Linked DNA regions of Homo sapiens: region 2 is linked to region 1. Evidence: chromatin contacts called from ENCODE Hi-C or POLR2A ChIA-PET data. All regions are on one chromosome and are shown on one strand. The core of a region is the stretch at or near the end of the contact, and the rest is flanking DNA. Distances in the headings are between cores, read along the strand shown.

What was found. A loop is a pair of places that touch in the nucleus more often than their neighbours do. ChIA-PET counts read pairs that join two places held with the same protein, here RNA polymerase II (POLR2A). Pooled maps may share reads with other maps.
Region 2: a pooled map shows a loop between it and region 1 (9-fold over the local background). The contact joins two enhancer-like sites. A Hi-C loop is called at or near these places in 1 of 37 single-sample maps with no recorded cell type and 1 of 50 pooled maps. POLR2A ChIA-PET finds 5 or more read pairs at or near these places in 5 of 52 experiments (BJ, GM12878, OCI-LY7 and 2 more).

The regions. Positions count from the first base shown.
Region 1 is chr3:23,670,532-23,673,583 of GRCh38, forward strand. All of the region lies in intron 1 of LOC124909353 (a long non-coding RNA gene), which reads left to right. Among named protein-coding and RNA genes, the nearest start is that of UBE2E1, 130 kb to the right of the region's middle. RefSeq lists enhancers at 971-1,472, 1,473-1,972. Within about 2 kb of position 1,565, at least 2 of the 41 ENCODE cell types and tissues checked have a DNase peak (open chromatin) inside an H3K27ac peak, as active enhancers do.
Region 2 is chr3:23,759,521-23,762,523 of GRCh38, forward strand. No RefSeq gene overlaps it. Among named protein-coding and RNA genes, the nearest start is that of UBE2E1, 45 kb to the right of the region's middle. RefSeq lists enhancers at 191-360, 873-1,509, 1,510-2,146, 1,731-1,780, 1,881-2,000. Within about 2 kb of position 1,676, at least 4 of the 41 ENCODE cell types and tissues checked have a DNase peak (open chromatin) inside an H3K27ac peak, as active enhancers do.

The DNA of each region.
Region 1 (3,052 bases), core at 315-2,814:
TATATATATATATACTGCTCTGACGAGTCTCTTCCAGGTGAAACACTGATTACTGAAGTTCAGGGAATGGGGTCTAGAGCTGGGTCTTGAAAACAAAGAATGGAGTGTCCTGGAATTTGGGAAGCTTTGCCCTGCGAGTATGTAAAAAGGCACCATGAGGGCAGTGAGAATTCCAAAGGACCACCAGGGGTATGGGTGGGGATAATTATGTGGGCAATTAAGCCCATGGAAGTATGCTGTCAGATGAGAAGTCCCTACCCAGAGTGAGGGCTGCCACTTGGGATACATTCTTAGTGTTTCCTTAACTTCAACTCTTTAACTTAGCTTCTCTGGAGTTTTTGTTTCTTCATTTTTCCTTTTTTAATCCTCACATTCGAAATAATTTTAAATTTACAGAAAAGTTGCAAGAATAGCACCCAGACTCACCAGTGTTAATAATTTGCCACATTTGCTTTATCATTCTATGTATCTACATTTTTTTTTCTGAACTATTTGAAACTAAGTTGCAGACATCATGTCCCATTTACCCCTAAATATTTCCACCTATGCTTCCTGAGAACAAAGACATTATTTTATGTAACTACAGGACAGGGATCAAAATTAGGAAACATGGCTGGGCGTTGGCTCATGTCTGTAATGCAGCACTTCGGGAGGCCGAGGCTGCAGGATCACTCGAGCCCAGGAGTTCGAGAACAGCCTGGACAAAATAGCAAGATCTGTCTCTACAAAAAAAAAAAATGAAAAAATTAGCCAGGCATGGTGGAGCAGTGCCTGTGATCCCAGCTTCTTGGGAGGCTGAGGAGGGAGGGTCGCTTGAAGCCAGGAGGTCAAGGCTGCAGTGAGTGTAGCCACTGCACTCCAGCCTGCCCGACAGAGCAAGAGCCCTGTCTCAAAAAACAAAAAAAGGAAAAAACATGGATACAGTGGTTTCAATCTGTAAACATATACCGGCTTTGCATTCAAATTTTGCCAATTGTCGCAATATCTCCTTGTACTTAGCGGTGCTGCCCAGTGAAGCTTTCCACAGTGATGGCAAGGGCTGCTGAGCGCTTAAAATGTGCCCAGTGCGACTGAGGAAGCCCATTTTAAATTGTATTTAATTTTTATTAATTCCAATTTAAAGAACCACATGTCCCGCGAGGCTAATGTGTTCACATAGTGGACAGCGCAGCTCACTATCCAATTCCCACCCCACCTCGCCCCCTCTTCCTGGGTTTTAAATGAATAGCCTTGGCCCCGGGAGCCCTGGCAGCGCCTCCTCCTCAGCAGTCTCGGCCGGCAGATGGGTTTCTTTCCTTTAGCCAGCGCAGACTTTTCTTAAACAAATGGACAGAGTGGTCCCCATTTATTAATAGAAGCTGCGCGACTGCACTTGCAGTGTGGCGGGCCTGGCTTCTCTTGCGAAAGCCGAAGCCTGGCGGCAGCGCGGCCCGCAAGCGCGGAGCTTCTGCCGGTGGAGGTCCGAGCTCGCAACGCTCACCCAGGAGGCCGCGCCCGCCCCGCAAGGCGGCAGGAGAGCCAAGCCCGGGCACCACACCTGCGGCATCGGAACGAGAATCCTTCCTCCAAGTCTCCTCCACTCCCTCAGGCGAATTATGGCAATTCCCTGCTGTGTGGCCTTGCCCTTGGAAGTGGAAGTGAGTGAGAGTCACGTTTGGCACCGGGCGGGTGGGAACCGCACCCCTCAGCAGTGCCTGGAGCGATGGGTGGCGAACTCTGCTCCAGAGACCTGCTGGGGATCCTGGCCATCCGCGTGTGCCTGAGGCTTGCGAGGACGCCTCTGAGCACTAGCCCAGAACGTGGAGGTGTGGGTGTGGTTTCCTAAATGAATATTTACTTATTTATTTATTTATTTATTTATTTATTTATTTATATTTTTTATTTTTTAGGGAGAATGTGTGTTTTTTTGTTTGTTTTTGAGACAAGTTCTCAGTCTGTCACTCACGCGGGAGTGCAGTGGCACAATCAGGGCTCACTGCAGCCTCCACCTCCTAGGCTCAAGCTATCCTCCTGCCTCAGCCTCTGAAGTAGCTGGGACTACAGGCTGCAGCACCACTCCCGGCTAATTTTTGCATTTTTGATAAAGACGGGGTTTCACCATAGGCTGGTCTTGAACTCCTGACTCAAAGTCATCCACAGGTCTCGGCCTCCCAAAGTGTTGGGATTACAGGTATGAGCCACCACACCTGGCTTTTCTTTTCTTTTCTTGCTTTCTTTTTCTTTTTCACTCTTTTCTCTCTCTCTCTCTCTCTTTCTTTCTCCTTTGAGAGGGTCTCATTCTGTCACCCAGGCTGGAGTGCAATGGTGCAATTACGGCTCACTGCAGCCTTAGCCTCCTGGGCTTAAGCAATCCTCCCACCTCAGACGCCAGAGTAACTTTTTTTTTTTTAATTTTTTGTAGAGATGGGGGTCTCACTATGTTGCTCAGGCTAGTCTCAAACTACTGGGCTCAAGCCATCCTTCCACCTCGGCCTCCCAAACTGCTGGGATTACAAGTGTGAGTCACTGCACCGAGTAAACTTTCTACTTTAAAACAGTTTTAGATTTATAAAAGTTTTGTGATGATAAACAGAGTTCCCATATACCCGGCACCAGTATTCTCTCTTAACGTCTCATATAAGAAAGGTACATTTGTCACTATTAGTGAATCAATATGGATACATTATTATTAAGTAAATTTCGTACTTTATTTCTGATTTCTTTCATTTTTACATAATGTCTTTTTTTCTGTTCCGGAATCTCATCCAGGATGCCACATTACTTACATTTAATGGGTTTGTCTCTTTAGGCTCCTCTTGGCTGTGACAGTTTCCCAGACTTCCCTTGGTTTTGATAACATTGACAGTTTTGAAGAATATTGGTCAGGTGTTCTGGAGAGTGTGCCCCAGTTAGGATTTGTATGATGTTTTTATCATGATTAGCCTGAGATTATGTGGCTTTGAGATGAAGACTAGAGGTAAAGTGCCATTTTTATCACACATCATATCAAGAGTACATACTGTCAACATGATTTATCACTTGTCATTGTGATACCTGGCTGGAGGTAATGTTT
Region 2 (3,003 bases), core at 426-2,925, 89 kb after region 1:
CCCCTCCCTTGCATACAGTAGGAAACTTAAAGCTGCTGTGGCAAGAGGGTGGGCCTGTCCCCTTAGATGCTCCTTGCTCGTGTTAGCCATCTCCCAATCCTATGAGCCCCTCTCTCTCTCCTTCGCTTCCTCTGGCCCCATGCTTGCTTTTTACTTTCTGATCTCACTTTCCTCACTTATCAGAAGAGGAAAATATCCCAGTCCAACCAACTTCACAACAAGTCATTCTTATAGTCAAATGAGTTCATGGATAATAATAGTAGTCATGGCTGGGTGTGGTGGCTCACGCCTATAATCCCAGCACTTTGGGAGGCCGAGGTGGGCAGATCACCTGAGGTCAGGAGTTCAAGACCAGCCTGGCCAACATAGCAAAACCCTGTCCTTATTAAAAATACAAAAATTAGCTGGGCATGGTGGTGGGCGCCTGTAATCCCAGATACTAGGGAGGCTGAGGCAGGAGAATCGCTTGAACCCAGGAGGTGGAGGTTTTGGAGAGCTGAGATTGCGCCACTGCACTCCAGCCTGGGCAACAAGAGCAAAACTTTGTCTCAAAAAAAAAAAAAAAAAAAAAAAAGTAGTCACTAACATGTATTGAACCATCATTCTATGTCTGACCATGTGTTGAGAGCTTAACATAGACCACTGCAATTAACTCTCCCCAGACTTGTAAAGGTAAAGGCTGTTATTATCTTGCATTTTACAGAGAAGCAAACAGAGGCTCCAGGATGTTAAGTAATGTACTGAAGTTTTCTTAGTCTTTGGAGGAGTCAAGATTTACTTCAAGCATTTAACTACTAAACTATCCACGCTATAAAAGCGCTATGAGGACAGAATGGTATTCTATAAATATAGGCATCAGCATTATTATATTTCCCTGTGTATGCTCTGAACTCCCAAAGACACTGAATGATAAAGCAGAAATTATTAACAGGTCTTTTTTATGTGTATGACTGGTTGTTTGGACCCCAAAATATTCCACTAGTGGCACCCAGTGGCACCCATAGGCATTGATTAACCCCACTCAGAGTCTCTAGGCCTTGGAAGACCAATTTGACTGTGAGTGGTAAGATAGAAGCAGACTAACTCACCCCAAAGAACATTTTACATGGTCCCCAAGCCCTCCCCCAGCAGCTCTGGCAGAGATGAACCTAGTCACTCTGCCCTCACTATTGCAGGCCAAAGTGGCGGGGGCCAGGCACAATGACCTAAAAGGAAATTTGGTTCTGATAGACTAACAGAGGAGATAGGATATGTGTGGGGTTCTGTGCTTGGCGCTAGAATTTGTGGTTGGCAAATGCAAAGAGGCTGTTAAGTGCCCGCATATAAGATGATGAAGAATACTTCTTCCCTGTAAGTCTATTCTCAGCACTGGCAGGGGCCCCCTGCAGCAGGAAACGTTGGGTTTACAGGGCAGGGTCCCTTCCTCTGCTGCAGATGCCCCTGTTTAATGGCCCTCCCTCTGCTCAGGCTGAGAGGGCCTGACCCTCACGGGACAGAAGTCAGCCACTGCTGAGCTTTGCATTTTCAGGTCTTTCAAATGCATTGTGTTTGTCCCCAGCCAGCTTCTGCAGGGGCCCAGGTTGGTGAGTGGGTGCTAATTTGCCTAACAGGCAAAAGGGGGTTTGTGTATCACCAATGTCTTTTGGGAGGGAAATTACAACCTGCTGAAGGGGGAGCTGGAGGTGATCAAATGTGACTAAATGCGGTAAAACCAGCAACTTCACAACTTCTTGTTGTGAATGCGGTAAAACCACCAACTAAATGCGGTAAAACCGACTAAATGCGGTAAAACCACCAACTTCACCAACTTCTTCTGAGGAGACCAGCTGGGGGAAGGGGGCTGGAGGTAGAATTATACTTGTTGGCACAAACAGTGGGAAACTGGGAGAAAAGAAAGACCCCCAAACCACAGGCCTCCTTCTAATCTGGACCTTGAGTAGGAAGGAAGGATTTTGGGAAGGGTCCCCTTATCCTACAAATGAGGAAGCTGATATCTAAAAAAGCCTCAGGACTACAGCAAGTATGCCCTCATAGTAAACACAGAGCTGCAATCAATCCCAGGCCTCCTGGGCCCCAGGTCTGGACTTTTCCATCCCAGTGCTCCCTCTATGGGTTAACATCACACACCCAAGTTTGAGCAAACATTTAGTTGTAAAATGGCTGATGTGCACGTTCTAATGAATAAGCCACAGTTTAAGCACGTCAGGCAAGAAAACTTGGGGTAAGGCATCTATTTTAGAATGGTTGGGGGTGGATGTGGAGGACATATGTTGGTTTTCCTGCCCACCAGTGCCACCACTTACAGTGTTCAGGTGTCTGTCACACAGCACAATGTTGTCCTGCCAAGGAGTCAATTGAGTCAATATCCACCTTTAGTTCTGCTCACTCAACTATCTGTCCTAGGTGTGGGTTTTCTTCTGCCCAGAGGAAGGCAGGTCAAAGGTGCCATCTGCTCCCCAAGAAGTGGGGGCATAGGTCTGCATCAGCCTGGAGGGGGTGCCTGTTTCCAACTCACAAGGGTCCCACATAGGCTAGCTATGGCATCTTGCATCCATCCCTTCTTCTTTTGAAGCTGAAACACAATTTTCTTTCGTGGAGTCAGGCCCTACCCAATCTCAGTCCTGTGGTTTGATGGAGCAGACCCCACTCTCATCTTCAGGAATGGACCACTGACCCAAGCCTGTAGCCATTTTAAGGATGGGCACCTGACTTAGTGAGAATAACTACAGAATTATTGCTGGAACTGTTGATACCAAGCCAATCCTTTTCTTGGAGTTGCTAATCTCGGGAGAGGTGGAGGGAGCAGAAAAGAAGATAGCATTGCAAGAAGCCTCGGAATCAGTTGAGTCTGACCAGATTCGTCTTCTTATGGTTAGTTATACGAACCAATTCTCTGTTTTACTCAGGCTGGGTTAGGTTGACTCTCCCTGGCAACCAAGAGAATTCTCACCAATACAATGAGAAAGCGGAAGTTTCACCTTAAATGAAAGCTCCTCTAGCATC